2 separate regions of the Mus musculus genome follow, and region 2 is linked to region 1. A link is a loop called in an ENCODE intact Hi-C map of the cell type or tissue named here. Cell type or tissue: gastrocnemius. All regions are shown on one strand.

Region 1 (8,000 bases):
AAGTTTAGGTTCTAAGGTCCAGAGAAAGCAATAAGATTGCCTCTGGAGAGGAAAACCCCACTTCTCTCATGCCCTACAGTGAAAATGGGGGAGGATGGAGACTTTGTTGTATGGTTGTCAGGGTCTGAAGGAGTCTCCATTTGCACTGCATTGTCTAAGTAAATCAAGTCATAAAGAGATCGGGTCAGCACAAGGATTTAAGACTGAGAGAAAAGTGTTTGGGATAATGACTATAGAGCATGAGAAATAAATTAGAAAGACAAATGCTGGACCGCCTGGAGGGGCCAGCTAAACCTCTCTGCTGACCTCTGTCATGGTACCAGGCTTGTTCTGAAGATGTCACAGCCACAGTGAGGTTCTTGCCAAAGGGCATTCAGCTGTTTGGAAGGAGGTACTGCCACCATCACATCTAATGTAAGCTGGTGCTGTGATAAAAAGGGAGAGGATTGGAAATTTGGGCAGCAGAGAGGATGGGATGGTAGGGCATAAAATTATCTGGAGGGGATGGGATGAAAGTAAGGAACTCCTACGGGGCAAAGAGATTGTAGGAAGGACATCCTGCAAGCTCTCAAGATGGCTACAGCCAATGGTATGCAAGCCAGATGTAAAGAGAGACGGTAATGGCAGAGAATTGGACAAGTGAGTGAGTGGTTGCCAGAGATCAACTAGCTTCAGAAATGGCTCAATCCATGCTGGAGAGTAAGTAGGAGTCAGAAGGGAGGGAAAAGTCACTGATGAGAACGGGGTCCAACATCTGAGAGGCCAGGGTCCTGGGTCATCCCTGCGTGTGTTTATTAGACACCCAAAAGAATGGTGGGCTCTTATGTACTGAAGCGAAATGCGACTCAGGTGTCTGAATCTATAGAAGCTGGTGGGAAGATAAATGTATTTAGGAAGGAGGTTAGGTAGCTAAAGAAGTGAAGCCTTCAAAGAACCAGGGATGTTCTTTTTATTTATTCCCCCCCCCCAAGGGAATTAAGGAGTAATTGGAAACAGCAACGGGGAGCCAGATATATGAAAAAGAACACCCTGCTCTATACTGAAGGCCAGAGCTAAGCACTACATTCCTTGCCTGAGCTTGGAACAGAGCAATGCTAGCTTGGTCGCCATGGTGACCAACGCCATGTCTCCGCTCTCATTAATCCTGTGTTCCAAACTAAGCACTTAGCAGTAGCTGCTGAATAAATGCAACAAGGCTCTGCATACTGAAAAGGGCACATTCATGTTAAGCAGGGGAAAAAAGGTTTTCAATTTCATTCATTAAACTTGAGTAAATAATTTAATATCTTTGTGCACCAGTCCTCCAAGCTAATGAATAAGGATAAATGCTTAATGGAAAAAGCTCGCTTAATAAAGTTAACAGCATCGGCTCTACACATAAAAGAAATTGATGTTGCCAGCATATATGCACACGGAGGAGAAAATGGGAAGGAAAAGAACATATATTAAGCACGTATGGTATGGCTATGTCAGGGACTTTAGAATAAAATGTCTCATTTAATTCTCTGACAACTGTGTGAAGTGCATGTTATTTTCCTCATCTCACAGATGAGAAATCAGAAAACCTGGCTTGTCTCATTTGAGCAGGCTCAGGGCTGTTTTCCCCAAGTCCATGTTGGTTGGTCCTACTGTGCCTCAATGCGAACTGTATGCCACTCTCCCTTCTGAGGCGGTGGGCTGATTAAAGAATTCTACAGAGACTTTGTGCTTCCTTGACCTGATCTGGGACGCTTAACCATTATATCTGAGTTCCAGTAGTTTGAAAAAAGTCACCCACCATGAGGTGTTTTGGATGTCGGCTGGGCAGGGTAAATGTGCTTAGTTTAAAGGACACACACACACACACACACACACACACACACACACAACAGTTGATGCATCTTTGGCTCCCCCAAAGCAATAATTTATTCCCACTTCATCATTTTCTAGCACACAGAAGATCTAGTTTTGTAAGCAGACAACCTAAGTGAGAACAATTCAGTCCTTTTTAATAGGATAATGCCTTTATATGGGTTTTCTGATTTGCTGCAACAATACAAGGAGGCGGAGGGAAGTGATTGAAGAAGTTATATTAAAAATCCATTTATTCATTTTCCTTAAAATTAAACTCTGTAATTAAAAATACCTCTTTGATCAATTTCCAAATTACTGAAATTTGGAGGAATTGCAAGATATTAAGTAACAAAACCAGCTGGGTGGGTGCAAGTGGAAGCTCTGACTTCCAGCAAGGAGACCCTGTGAGATGCTAAGCAGCAGATGCAGCCCGTTGCCAAGCAAACCCCTGCCTCTAAACTCACTTGTTATTAAGCTGCTTCTTTTTAAGCGGTACCCATTAGCAATCCAATTGCCAATTATTTTTACCTACAAGACTATTCCAGGATATTTTCTCAAATTACAAATTGTGAGGTGTTGCCAACAGGAGTCTCCGGCATCCTCAAAATCAGTTCCCTCTTCCGGCAGGCTTTCTTTAGTTTAAGCTCCCCCCTCAAAGCCAAGGCAGCTTCCTCTCTAAGCTTTCAGACTGGGTGTGTTATCTTCGCCTTATAGCTAGAAGCATCTAGAACGGGAAATTAAAGGATGGCATTTTCTCGGGCCTGAATGACTTTATTTTTTTTCCATCAGCGCTTCTATAATTTTTTCTTGTTTAGAGGAGCCTGGACCTCATTATCCTGTGAACACTTTAAACACCATTTAGCAGAAAGATATCAGATTTGGAAACACAAAGGCACTGTTTTCTTTGTAACCTCTGCAAGTAATGACTTACAGAAGATAATCTAAACAATTTCATCAGGTGCTCAAGGACCCAGGTTTGGAGGTGCCGGTTAAATCGACAAGGCCCTGAGACTCTCATCTCAGCTCTTTACTAATCCAAGTGAGAAAACTCACAAGGAGGGAAAATGGCAAAAGTATGAGGCACATGCCAGCTCCTAAGACATTTCTACTCATCGGAAGGCCCCTGGGAACTGAAGAAAAGCAGACACTTGCCTTTTCTGAGACAACCCCCTTCCCTGCCCCTGCAGCAGTGAGAGTAGTTCTTCGTCAATACCACCAGAGACCCTCAACACAGCATCCTTAGCCTTTGTTCACTGTGGATTTAGGATTTTGGTACCCCCACCCAACCTTTTTCCAATGGACAAGGCCAGACTTAGTTAAGAAGGGGGCATGATAGAAGTAAAAAGAGAATCTGCTCTCTGTAAGGAAGGTTGAATCACTGTAGATAAGGTCAGAAGAACCCTAGGAAATGGCAGGCTGGACTTCACAATAATTGTAAGAAATCCAGGTGTGATGGCACAGACCTGCAGTGCCAGTGTTTGGGGGACTGGGCTGTGAGGATGCCGAGTTCTAGGCCAGGCTGGGCTATAGAGCTTTGCCAAAAAGAGAGAGAAAACCAAAACCTTGTCATACATGGTGTTTTATGGCACACCTGGAGTTTTGTCTACACTCCTCTTAACTTTCAAAACCATCTCATGAGGCTAACTGTATTCTTTCCGTTGAACCACTTAAAACAAATCTGGGAGCAAAGGGCTTAACTTGTAAAAACCAGATAGTGGTCAGTGACCTCAATGCAGAGTACCTGTGCTGGACACTAGGTGGTGCTGTCTCACCTATTCTAGAGAGGGTGACTGGTAAGGACAGTCTTGGGACTGTCCTGGACTTTGCTGTTGCCCTGCTCAAAGAATGTTTGTCTCCACTATAACCTGCATGTCAGTCAATGAACTTGAGTTCTCCGGTGCTACTGATAAGGGAAAAGCAGGTCGGTGACACGTCCTCCTTTGCCAACATTTCTGGTTGGATCAGGGTGGGCAGTGGGCAGTGGGCACGCCTGTCTTGGTTGTGACAGTCTAAACTCTGAAAAGTAACGTCTAAAAGTGTAAGTTCTGTAGCAAGATTTCCTGAGTTAAGATCTTAACTAGTTGTGCAGAACAGAGATGGAGTGACAAGCCCCTTGAATCTTGGCTCTCACCAGTTTCCTCAAGACACTGTTAATAGGTCAAGCAATTCAGCATTGGAGGGAATGCTGAAACAAGCAAGACCCTCACACCTGCAAGTGACTATGCATCATGTCTGGATCTTTCTTTCTGTGTTGGGTCTGTGTGGCATCTTTACTTCTGTCTAGGAATAAATGCTCCAAAGTCCACTGTGTTGTGTGGCTAGCAGGTGTGGTACAGAAGACAGACCAATGACCAAATAATTCTGGGTAGGCTCTTGTTAAAGACATCAGCTTCCCTCCTGTCTTGTGCATGCTAACATGGGCCTGTACAAAGTTGCCCAGAACACACGCATTTATCTAATCACAGAGTTCTTTTCAATATACCACACAGTATTAATATGTCATCGAACAGAATTTGGGAAATGCTGATCTAGAATAATGATAGTGGGCTTATAGGTAAAGGAGAAACCCTCATTTAGTGCAGCAAGAACGTGAGGTTTTGTATAAATCAGTCTCGCTCCCTGCTACCATCTCAGGGAGGCCCTGGAAAGAGCATCAGTCAGGGGAAAGGATCTCCTTTTGCAGGCTGGGAAGACAATCTGCTTTTATTCAAAGTCTATAGATTGAAATGAGAATCTTATCCAAAAAAAAAAAAAAAAATCACTTTTACAAAAAGAAGCCAGGAGGCCAGGGAGTAATATAAAAATGTTGACTTTTTTCATCTGTGGAAAACATATGTGTGAGTTTCACATATGTACAGAAAGTAAGGGCAGAAGGGGGACTTTGTGGGGGGTGGGGGAAGTGGATCAGCTGGGGGAAGAGGGAAATAGCACGACAGCATGAGAATAAACAAGATACAATGAAGGATATGTAGTAAGTATATATGTGTCATAATAAAACACACTATTTTGTATCTTAAATAAATAAGTTAGCAATTAAAACAAGCACCACCATAAGAAACATCTAGAATAGTATTCGGTAAAATTTGGATCCAATAACTTTTGGCTGATCCTGGCCCAGGTACCACTTCTGCTGAGTCATGGTTCCAACCTCTGGCCGTGGCATTATAAGATAATGCATTTGTGCCACTCTGAGCCACTTCATTTGTGATGGTCTGCGATTGCAGTGGTAGGTAACTAGCAGCCATCTCCCATTTCCCTAGGCATTGCCGGCAGCCATTTCTTACTGAGGACCTGGTTATCAGTCTCAACTTTTCTCACCACACAGAGGGAGGTCTGGATATAATAGCTGCAACCCTCCCCAACTGTATTCGCAGAAGAAGGCCTTTCTCCAAGGTCCCCTTCCTAGCTGAGCTTGTTGTCACGTGACACTCAGAAAGCCACCAGAGCAGAATTGTGTCCCTGGGTAAAGTAAGAAGCCTATATTCTGTTTTTTTTGTTTTTGTTTTTGTTTTGTTTTTTTAAGTTCCTCTGGATTAGCCTCTTTTTTCAGTTGAATGGCAATAATAGCATTCATTTCTACAGAAAAGCATTTCAACAGTTTCAAGGGAAGATACGGTCTCACCATGTGCCCCACAAGATGAATGCAAGACTGCATAATAACAGCCCATTTTCCACGAGTGTGAGCTATTCACTCTTATCTCTGGTTACTTGGCTAAATTTTAATCAGTGGGCTTTGGAATTAAAAAGATAAAAGAAAATGAAGTAAACATAAGATGCCTGAGCGCAGTCAGTACCCGCATCTTGTTTTCCAGCTGCGCATCTAGAAAGATATCTTTTCTTTCAGGTTCAGTAACCTTAAAATAAACAAAATGATAAATAAACATAGGCTGTTTGAAAAACATCTGCCTCCCAGGGGACGAGAAGCAATATTGTGAGGAAGCCGGCAGGTAAGCCTTGATATGAAAAAGATTTGCTTCAGGAGTCTCGGGGAACTAGTTTACTATCTCTGCTTCCTGTTCTCATGCGGCTAAGGCAAGCACACCTCAGCTGGGCTTTGGCAGGATGCCTTCTCTAAGATGAGGCAACTGTGGAGGAGCGTGGCCAGCCACAAGGACAGAGCTGAGCTGACAGCCCGTGCTTTGCTTCCCTGCCAGCAGCCACAAGGACGGCATCTCTTTCTCTGTTGTGCAGGGAAGTGTTAGTGCATTGCTACAGGTTTTCCTGTCTAAACTCAAATATGGCTGTGCCCATCCAGTCCCGTGGTTTCAATACCATCCAAGGGTGTTCACTTGAGATTTTCCAGCCTGCCTCACCTCCCGGACATCCAGAACCCTCTATTTCACCGTGTAAAACTCACAACCCCTGGATATTTAATAATGATACTAAAGAATGTCAAATTTAACACACCAAGAAGGAAACTCTTCCTGCCCCTCTAGCTACTTTGTCTCGGGGAGAGGAGTGAGGAACTTCCTTTGCTTTAAGCCTCAGGCATTTGAATGTTGTTACAGAAACACATTTAACTTATCCTGATTAAATCATAGCCTAAGGAGAGCTTAGCATATGTTGGGAATCAAAGAAAAGTTGAATAACTTAGCTAAGGTCACCTGGGAAGCATTAACCAGGGGCTCAAAGTGAGCCTAACAGGATGGACATGGGGAAGCATTTAGCAGAGAATCTTCAACAGGCAGGTCCACGCAGGTGCTTGATAATGGTGGTGAAATTTTCCCCCAGAAGAATCAACAACTGTAACCGAGAGTGTGTTGGGTGGGTTACCCACAGTGTCAGGGTAGAGGGAAAAGGAAGAGTGAACCAGAACCTTTGCTATTCCGTGATAATAGAGAAGTCACTGGAGTTGGTGAGATTACTGATAAGAAAGGATAAAAGTAACCTCAGTGTGTGACATACACTTTAAAGGACAACCTCAGTGTGTGACATACACTTTAAAGGACAACCTCAGTGTGTGACATACACTTTAAAGGACAGTCAGTCTACAGGGAATGAAGAGGTGTGGGTTCCTGTGGTAAGGGGAGAAATGAGTTTTGGACTTCACACTGCAGAAAATGCAAGTTCTAGGGTAATGGGACCTTAAGGATGACAGTCGTTCACTTGAGGCTTCATTTAAAACAGGGCTATGGAAAATATGAGGGGGTATATTCGCTTTAGATTGTAGACCAAAGGGACAAAATTGAAACCAGAATAAAGCAGGTAACTGAAAATATGCTTTGATGGCAGTTAATAACAAACTTGATCCTGGACAAAATTGCATCCTTGACAAAGAAGCAGACCTGAGGAACAATTCTAGAACTCAAGGAAAATGAAGAGCTCTGAACAGGAAAGAAATGAGCTTCAACCTTGGAATAAGAGATGTCCCAAAAATAATATAAGTGTTTATAAGTGAGAAACAGTATGGAAAGTGCCTGGGAGTGCTCCAAAGTAGATTTCTTTAATATATTTGTAAGGGGGCAACTAGACAAACATGCTATGTTTTACCTGCATGGATGTGTACTGCCACCCTTCAAACCGAGTCAGGTGTAACTCACACCAGTGAGAGTGAATGGAAAAGCACTAAGATGAAATAATTCCAGTAAAGCAGCCAGCCAGCTGGGAACTAAACCCTTATGAAGTCAGTAAATGCAATCGGTTCTTCCTGAGACCTGTACCATCCATCTGAATTAATATTTCCTTTGTATGCTCATATGTGTCATGGGTCACCGTAATCTATGGCACCATAAACGCTTCATCCTATTACCATTTGTAAGAAAAGAGTAGTTACTTAAGATGACGTGAAAGGGGAGGCCACCAAATTGCTGTGATTTCATTTGTATCGTTGAGGACTGTGGCTGAAAAGTGGTAAGAAGGGATTTCTCATCAATGGCGGTAGCTTGATAATGAGTGGGTAGCATCCGAGTTACAGTTCCAGACCCTGTGGTAAAATACCATGACCAAAAGCAACTTGAAGAAGATAAGGGTTGATTTCAGCTTAGAAACCCCAGCTCATAGTCCACTGCCAAGGGAAGTCAGTACAGGAACCCCAGGCAGAATCCTGGGGAAGTGTGGCTTACTGGCTGCCTCCCATGGTGTACTGGCTAGTTTTGTGACAACTTGACACAGCTGGAGTTATCACAGAGTAAGGAGCTTCAGTTGAGGAAATGCCTCCATGAGATCCA
Region 2 (8,000 bases), 85 kb after region 1:
CCATCAGGCTCTGGATATACCTGTGAAGACAGACGTTTTGCAATCAATGTCAGATGCAATGAAAATACCTTTAGGAATGACCAGAAAGGGGAAGGGGACCACTATGTTTCAAATTGAAACTTTTCTTCAAAATGTTTGGAAAATAATAGCTTAACATATTTTTAAAGCTGCAATTTTCCCACCCCTCTATTTTCCTGACCACTTTGGTTGGCAGATGTTTTCATTTCTTTTACTAAAATCACTCAGAATCAACATTTAAGAAAGCTTGAGAGACTCTTAGGACTCAAAGGGAGGGACCTTAGATGAAATGTCCTACAGTGGGGAGAGGGAACTTGTAGAGTCCACCTCCAGCAGAAAGACAAGGCATCAAGTGGAGGGATGGGCTTGCCATCCTACAGTCAAAAACTCTGACCCAGAATTGTTGCTGTCTGAAAGAACCTCAGGAACAAAACTGAAGAAGATCCTGAGGAAAAGGAGGTCCAGCAACAGGCCCAAATTGGGATTCAGCTGAGGGGGAGGACCCAAGGCCTGACACCATTATGATGCTATGGTGTACTTACAGACAGGGGACTATCATGACTGCCCTCAAGACCCAACAAGCAGTTGAAAGTCAGATGCAGATATTTGCACCCAACCGATGGATAGAAGCTGCTGACCCCTGTGGTTGAATTAGGGAGAAGCTGGAAGAAGCTGAGGAGGAGGGCGACCCTATAGGAAGACCAACAGTCTCAACTAACCTGGACCCCTGGGATCTCTCAGACACCGAACCACTAACGAGGCAGCACACACTGAGCTGATATGAGGCACCCAACTCATATAGAGCAGAGGACTGTCTGGTCTGGACTCAGTCAGAGAAGATGCACCTAACTCTCAAGACACTTGGGGCCCCAGGGAGTGGGGAGATCTGGTGGGGTGGGGTGGGGTGGGTACGGACATCCTTTTGGAGATTGGGGGAGGACGTGTGGGATGTGGAACAGTCAGAGGGTGGACTGGGAGGAGGATAAAGTCTGGACTGTAAAAAAAAAAAAAAGATTAAAGAATAAATAAAAAAGAGAAGAAAAACCTAAATCATTCTGTTTTCTTTTTCCTGACTGTACGTCTTGCAGGAGAGCTAAAGTCTTGACAGTTGCAATGGGTACCACAGCCTGCACGTAATATTTCAGATTGGAATAATTCTTTTGGCATACCATATTTCTTCCAATCACTGGTATGCTGCACAGTCAGTCAGTCAATGGACTAGAGTAGGACTCTTTTTCTACTACAGTTTATAGCATGGATCTGCCCTCCAAACATCTGCTTGCTAGGCATCTCTTAGTTTAAAGAAAACAGTCAAAGTAACCGAGGTTGAATGTTGGCCACGTGCTTGCTTTGTCTGTCTAAGAAATAAATTACTCCCTTTAATTATACGCAGCATCTCTTGTAACAATAGGCGGGCAGGGAGGGGTTCAGGCACTTGCTAAGATGCTAAGGGAGATGCCAAGGCAGAATTTGAACCCAAGGATCACTTTGCTAGTTGCTGATAAGGAACAAAACGTAGACCCTCTCCGAACAGCAGACATCTACATCAATTTCTAGGCAAAGGATTGTTTGTACAATTTCAGATTCCATCCTTTGTTATGTAAAGGACAAAAATTAAAAAAAATCCATTATGCCAATTATTCTTCAAACTTATCCCATACATCCAAATTATATTGTAATGGAAGTTGGGTATGGTAGTACATGGTTATAATCCCAGGAACTAAGAGGTGAAGATAAGTAGAAAGGATGTCAAGGTCATCCTAGGAGTTCCAGGAAGCCTGTGATTCACCAGAGCCGGTCTTAAGAGCCAAATAACAACAAGGAACAAAGGAAAAGGAAAAGGAAAAGGAAAAGAAAAGCAAAAACAGAAGCCACACACCTCCAAAGTGAAGGGGAACGATTTTTTTCTTTTTTAGGATATTAACAAACATCTATTTGTAGATTTATAACAATCCTAATGATAACCTGCCCTAAGTTAATACAAACTTACTTACAACTTTCAAAACTATTTTCTCTTAAGACCGCCTGTTATCCAAGCACGCTGTTAATATGGTCTAAGAAGTGGTGCTCAGGTAACTTTTAAAGCCAGAGACTTCAAAACCGTGTGTCCTCACCAGCTCTTCACCAGCTGCACCGAAGGAGTGTTCACTAAGCGGTCAGGCAGGATGTCAATCTCCTTCAGGATATTGGCCAGGCGGACGGGCAGCTCTTGCCGCAGAAAAGCAAAGGACGTTCTTTCACAGGCATTTTCTGAACCTGTAGTGGGTGAAGCGTGTTCAGTTTGGGGGAAAATTTGAGACTAAATAGCAAATACAAAGGATGTTGTAAAATAATATCTTAACTACAGTTAGCTTAGTGCTTATAGACACTTTAAAGCTAGATCTTTAGTGCCTTTTTCTTTCTGTCCAATTTCACCCCCTTTTCACTTTTTAAGAGTGACCAATATAGGTGAAATACTGTTTATTTTCTTTATGAAAAGAAAAAAATAAGCCCACGGTGGAGAAATCAGACCACTCTCCAGTTATTTCTATGCGTGAGTCCAGGGCCTGTACCACAAACTCAATAACACACCCTTAATGAGTATGAACCTGAAAGGGTCTGGGTAGAAGGAGACAGAGGCCTTTCCAGACTAGCAACAAACAATACCACATTGACATCTTGAAATGTTCCATATGCCACCGCGGAAGAAAAGGAGTAACTGTCTTTTTTTTTTTTTTTTTGTAGTAGTAGTAGTAATGTAAATACTTGTAAAACAATAAAGGAGAAATAGTAAAGATGCCTGCTAGGCATGCCAAGAGATCAGCGGGGTGTGTGTGGAGGCGGGGAGTATGAGTTTAAATCTGTATCTATCAATCTAAGGTAAGTTTGTGTTATTAGGAAATTGGGAAGAAAGGAGTTAGTTTAGCTTCTAGTCCATTATTAAAATGGTGGCTGAAAGGATATATATATATATATATATATATATATATATATATATATATATATATATATATACACACTCAAATGATCTAGACAGTGAGAAGAGAAAAGTAGATTCGAAGTTGAGCATCAGTATGGTTACAAGTGACTTAGCCTTTCTGGTACAAACTGTCAGAAAGTAACCAAACTAGGAAAACAGGTGCACAGCCTTTTGAGAATCCCGAGTTCTTCGGTCAAAGAGACCTCAGTCGTCCTAGCCCTGAACTCAGCCCTTCCCATCCTGGGGCCTCCCCAGCCTCAGCGCCACCCTCCTGGGCCCTGCGTCGCCCGCCTCTCACCAAAGTCCAGCAGCTGCTTCATGGACAGCGGGGACGGGCTGTAGCGGGAGAACAGCTCGACCTCCCTGGGGACCAGGCTGGCGCTGCTCAGCGAGCTGGCGCTGCGCATCACGAAGCGGGCTGCCTTCATCCTGACGCCCACCTAGGCTGGCGGTGGTTAGGATCCGTAGGGTTGGCGAGGGCTGCGGGTCAGGAGCGCGGTCGAGAGGGAGCAAGTGCGTTGTGGTCCCAGGGTCCCGGGTGCTCGAGCCTGGGTGAAGGGTTGACACTTGGGTCTTCCCACCACCCGATGTCTTGCCTTTTATCTACCTCCACGCCCTCTCCACAACTCCAGCCAGGAGGAGGCTCTGGGACTCTGAACTTGGGGCCACACCAATCAGCTCAGAGAAAGAACTTTGGGCTCCTCCCTTTGGCCGCGGTCACTAGAAAGGCCTGGCACAGTGATCCCGACACGGTTTCCATGGCCTGCAAGGGGCAAAGGGTGAGAGGGAGGAGGGTTGGGGTGGGATAGGGGGAGCAGCCACAGCAGGCATCCGGGATGACGTGGGCCCCCTTGGGATAGATCCCAGGTCGCTAGGACTTCAGGCCCGCCCAGACTTGTCCTTGTTTACAACTCCAGAGCCATCTCAATGTCACGCATTCCTAGCCAGAAACTGTTTCCAAGAATCTCACCGCGGAGCGTGCATTGGTGTTCGCTCAGAGCGGGACTTTTACAGTAGCCAATCATCTGCTTACTAAAGTATGGGCTTCTTTGCCATTGGACCTCGAAAGCAAGGACCACCCTACAGTTTTATCCACTTTCTTCTTAGCGAACAGCTCAAGTTTAGAAACTGCCTAAATAGGCTTATTATTAATGTGGTGGAAAATCCCAGTTCACTTCTCTCCTGTAACACTTTCTACCTGTTAATTAAATGCAAACTAAAGAGCGATTTGCTGAGGGTTTGGCTGGCCCTGTAGTCCCCCTTCCCTGTCATTCCCCTCTTTCTCTAAGGCCTTCTAGTTTGCTCTTGACCGCCCTCCACTCCCCAGTCTGCTCCAAAAGCTCTTTCTTCATTGCGGCTGCCCTCCTTCCAAAAAGCAGCCTTTGTCACTAGCAGGCACCAGTAGCATATTTTAGTTATTTGGGCTCTTTCATTTCCCAGAGGCTCAGTGCATCCTACCCTACTTTGTTACTGCCCAATATTGACCTCCCTAATGACTGCTGTTGAAACATGCTAGCGGGTCATAACACTCTCATCCTAACCTCTCTCGTCCTCCCGTTCACTCTAAATGGACTGTAGAATGAAGCCAGTGTTTAGGGACGCTGTAACGACTTGGTTGCAAATGCAATGTAATGGGAACTACTAATAGTAATAAACTGCAAGGGCAGTTTGTTATCCAAGGCACCCTTAGCCTTCGACCCTTGCATATGAGGAGACTGGGGTGTTATGAAAGTCATAGATGACGGTGGGTGCACTCTTTGCATTTTCCCCCATGAGAGCTCACCCAGTCACAGGACTGATGTCTGATTTCTGCCTCTAGTTCAAACTCTGCCCCAGATTCCAGTGCTCTGCTGTTTAGTGGACTTGTGCAGGCACAGGTCTAGCATCAAAGTTCCTCCTCTTAAACCTACCACCAATACTGGGGGTCTGCCTAATGTTGTGTCCACTTGTGTGACTTGCTTAGAAATAACACGTTGGCTTTCTGTCCATCCCACCACCTCTGTCTAGTGGTCACATATAAGTTCTAGCATTTATGCCTGCCATTGTGTCCAAGCATTTTGCTCAGACCTATGGGGGAAAAAATCCAATGGAGACCTTCAACAGTCACGGTTTTCTGGTAATGAGCATCTGGTGCAGGTTCTTAAAGACACCGAGAAATAACCCAGAGGTGGATGACCAGACATCAGCAACTGACTCTTGAGAGAAAAGAGGAAGAAAAGTGGGCAAAGTAAATGCAATTCATAGCACTGTGGCTCCAGCACTGAAGCTAAAGGAGCTTAGACAGCACCGCTGGCTGCACACAGACACTGCCAGAACCCATAATTCAGGCTTGGAATCACAAAAGCTCAGGGAAGCAAAGAACTGTCCAGGAGATTATAAAAACAAAAACAAAAACAAAAAGAAGCAAGGCTCTCTCTCTCTCTCTCTCTCTCTCTCTCTCGTCAGTCACTATATATCTTCTTTGTTTTCTGTTCAGTTGTAACACATTATATGACTTGGACAATACATGCACTCGCAGTACTGGGTTTTATGGACTGGGAGCTTATACAACACTCATGTCACCATCTCACAAGCATGTAGGAAATGATCATGTTTTCTTGGGACTGTATTTTCTTTTTTTAATGCTAACAATTTTACTCTTAAATTAATATAAATTATGATTAATTAATTGTAAGTTTTGCTTGCAAGAAAGTCAGTCCCATTGATATGTTTCACATGTGGATGCTTGAGTGGCAGACTCTCTTTGATGAAGCAAGTAGAAAGTAGACATTCCCCTTTTACCCTGGACACACAATCACAATCCTATTTCCTTTCAGGCATCATCCGATGCCACAAAGAATGATATTCTTATCTAGAGAGGGAAGGAAAGAAACTGTAGGATACAATACGTAGGTTTCATATAGAAAGTCCCATTTTCTCAAGCCTATTGTGTGCTCAGCAATACCTTATGGTGTTGTGTGGTGACTAAGGATCAGGTGGTGTCATATGATGCTCACAGAAATGACTAAAGGTTAAGTGTGAACCGAGGTCACCAAAATTTTGTTGCCGAGTTATCCTGTCCAATAATATTTACAGCGTTGCTCTCAACACACGGCATTCCTCTATGCCATTTCTGGGTGATGGTGGCTGTTGTTGTTACTGGCAGCACTGATGGTAGCTAAGCCGCAATGACCAGGTCAGGTTTTCTTTTTACCTAGTTGGCAAATGTTCCATGTGGCACCGTGACTAGAGAATGGCCTGGGATCTCTATCCTCAGACGGGTCACACATCCTGGAAGGGATTCAGTTGAGACAAAGGTGAAGCACAAGGTTTGTCTGGGAATCACGGGTGCGACCCGATCCACAAGTTCATCTGAGTGATTACAAAACACGAGAAGTCTCCTCCCTGACTCAGTGCTGGGAAGTGGGATCAGCTGGAAGCATGGGATTCTTTATGTTTTCATCTGTACTTCCACTTTAAATTGTTCCCATCATTTGTCTGGTGAAAACGTCATAATATAACGCTGTTAGGGGAGCTTTGAAAATGTAAGCCACAGTTTGGCCAGTGTGTGAGTGCATGGAGGGGTGGGCTCAGATTGACAAAATGGATCAAAACCCAGAAAGAGAACTATTACTAGTCTTTTCCTCACTCTAGGGGCAGAGTCCAAGGAAGCCATGGAAAAGTGCGCATAGCAAAAACTCCAAAGCCATGATGGAAAAGCTAGCAGATTTGACCATAGAGTACTTATGGTTAAAGGAGGACCAGAAAATTTGGAGAAAATGCTTACAAAATATGTCACAGATAAATGGTTATTTCGGAAATGGCTGTTCGAGTAGGATCAAAGCAGTCATGGTTTGTTCCCTCTTGGAGACTCTGGACTTGGGGTAGGAAATAGTTATTGCTAAAGCAGATGGACACTGAACCTATACATTAACTCAGGTAAAGAGCTACAAAGAACATGTCCATGAAGAATGTAGGAACTGGAGGAACCTTGGACATGGTGGTCAGAGATAGTCTCCTGGAGAGAATGACCATGAAAGGAGATGGAACAGCTTTCTGTTGGGCATGGCAGACAATGATAGTGAAAGCAGATTGCCGTAGATAATTGGGTAGATCTGAGCCTAACACTTCTTCCAATTGCTGATCACTTTGAATACAGTAGGCCCAGGAGCTGAATTAGGGGTCTTGCTGGATACAAGGCCATCTCCTCTGAATTACCTCAGACTCACAGTGGATGACAGAAAACAATGGTCTTTTATTTTTATACTTATGAGACTTTCATTTAATAGACAGCATAAAAGTTATAACTGAAGACATTAAGACAATAGTCCACAAGAAAGACTTAATCAATGTCTCATAGGCTCTGCTGACAGTGATAATGCCAGACAGCAGCAATGCTATTGAGGCAAAGGGGCACTGGGAGGGAGAGATAGGTCAGTGATCAGGGACTTCTGTCTCTGAGAACTGCTATTTAGGACCAGCTTGGGAAGGATGAGTAAGATTGGCAAATGACTAGTAGGAAGGATACTTGTGTCTTGATTGGCTACAGATATTCTGAGCTGCAGACCCAAAAAAGAATTAGTGGCTAGTTGAATCTGCCTATTACCTACAACATCCTGAGAGAAGAGGAAATGGGAGGCTGTCCTACTTGCTCAAATGTATTAGCAGCAATTGAATTCTACTAAACTTTAATGAGGACTTATTATATAACAGGTACCATGACCGATGCTAGGACCATAAAGGTAAAAATGGGACAGTTACTGACTTAAAAGGTGGTAGAAAGACAAAAAAGCTATATGTGTCATCTGTTATGTGAGAGTGGAGCAAGCAGTCAAGGAACCACGTGTGTTTTAAAGGTGGAAGAGACCCTCATATGCAGGCAAGGGAAGGGCACTGAAATAGAGAGGGGAAGAGCTAAGAGGAAGTCACTGTGTTTGAAGGATCTCTGGGTTTTGTCAAACACCAGGATGAAATTGACTTAGTTACCTTTTGAAGTTTTTGAAGTAGATGATTTCATCAGTGAAAGCAAAACTATTGGGAGAGT

Evidence for each region. Peaks named below come from ENCODE experiments on the same cell type or tissue, not always from the same donor. Only the 100,000 strongest peaks of a DNase experiment are listed, where the experiment ranks them.
Region 2: it touches region 1 in a loop (7-fold over the local background); 13 of 42 quality-filtered maps call a loop at or near these places.

What each region holds. Positions count from the first base shown.
Region 1 is chr6:5,407,540-5,415,539 of GRCm38, forward strand. The region is part of intron 2 of Asb4 (ankyrin repeat and SOCS box-containing 4); the gene reads left to right. Among named protein-coding and RNA genes, the nearest start is that of Asb4, 21 kb to the left of the region's middle. In gastrocnemius, no CTCF peak of the experiment used is centred here; DNase peaks (open chromatin) are centred at 1,100, 3,603 and 5,925; H3K4me3 peaks cover 187 bases; H3K27ac peaks cover 1,676 bases.
Region 2 is chr6:5,492,758-5,500,757 of GRCm38, forward strand. Pdk4 (pyruvate dehydrogenase kinase, isoenzyme 4) reads right to left here and starts at 3,521. Exons shown (of 11, transcript NM_013743.2): 1 at 3,276-3,521; 2 at 2,133-2,274; 3 at 1-20. The coding sequence starts at 3,405. In gastrocnemius, no CTCF peak of the experiment used is centred here; DNase peaks (open chromatin) are centred at 3,375 and 3,797; H3K4me3 peaks cover 4,870 bases; H3K27ac peaks cover 7,656 bases.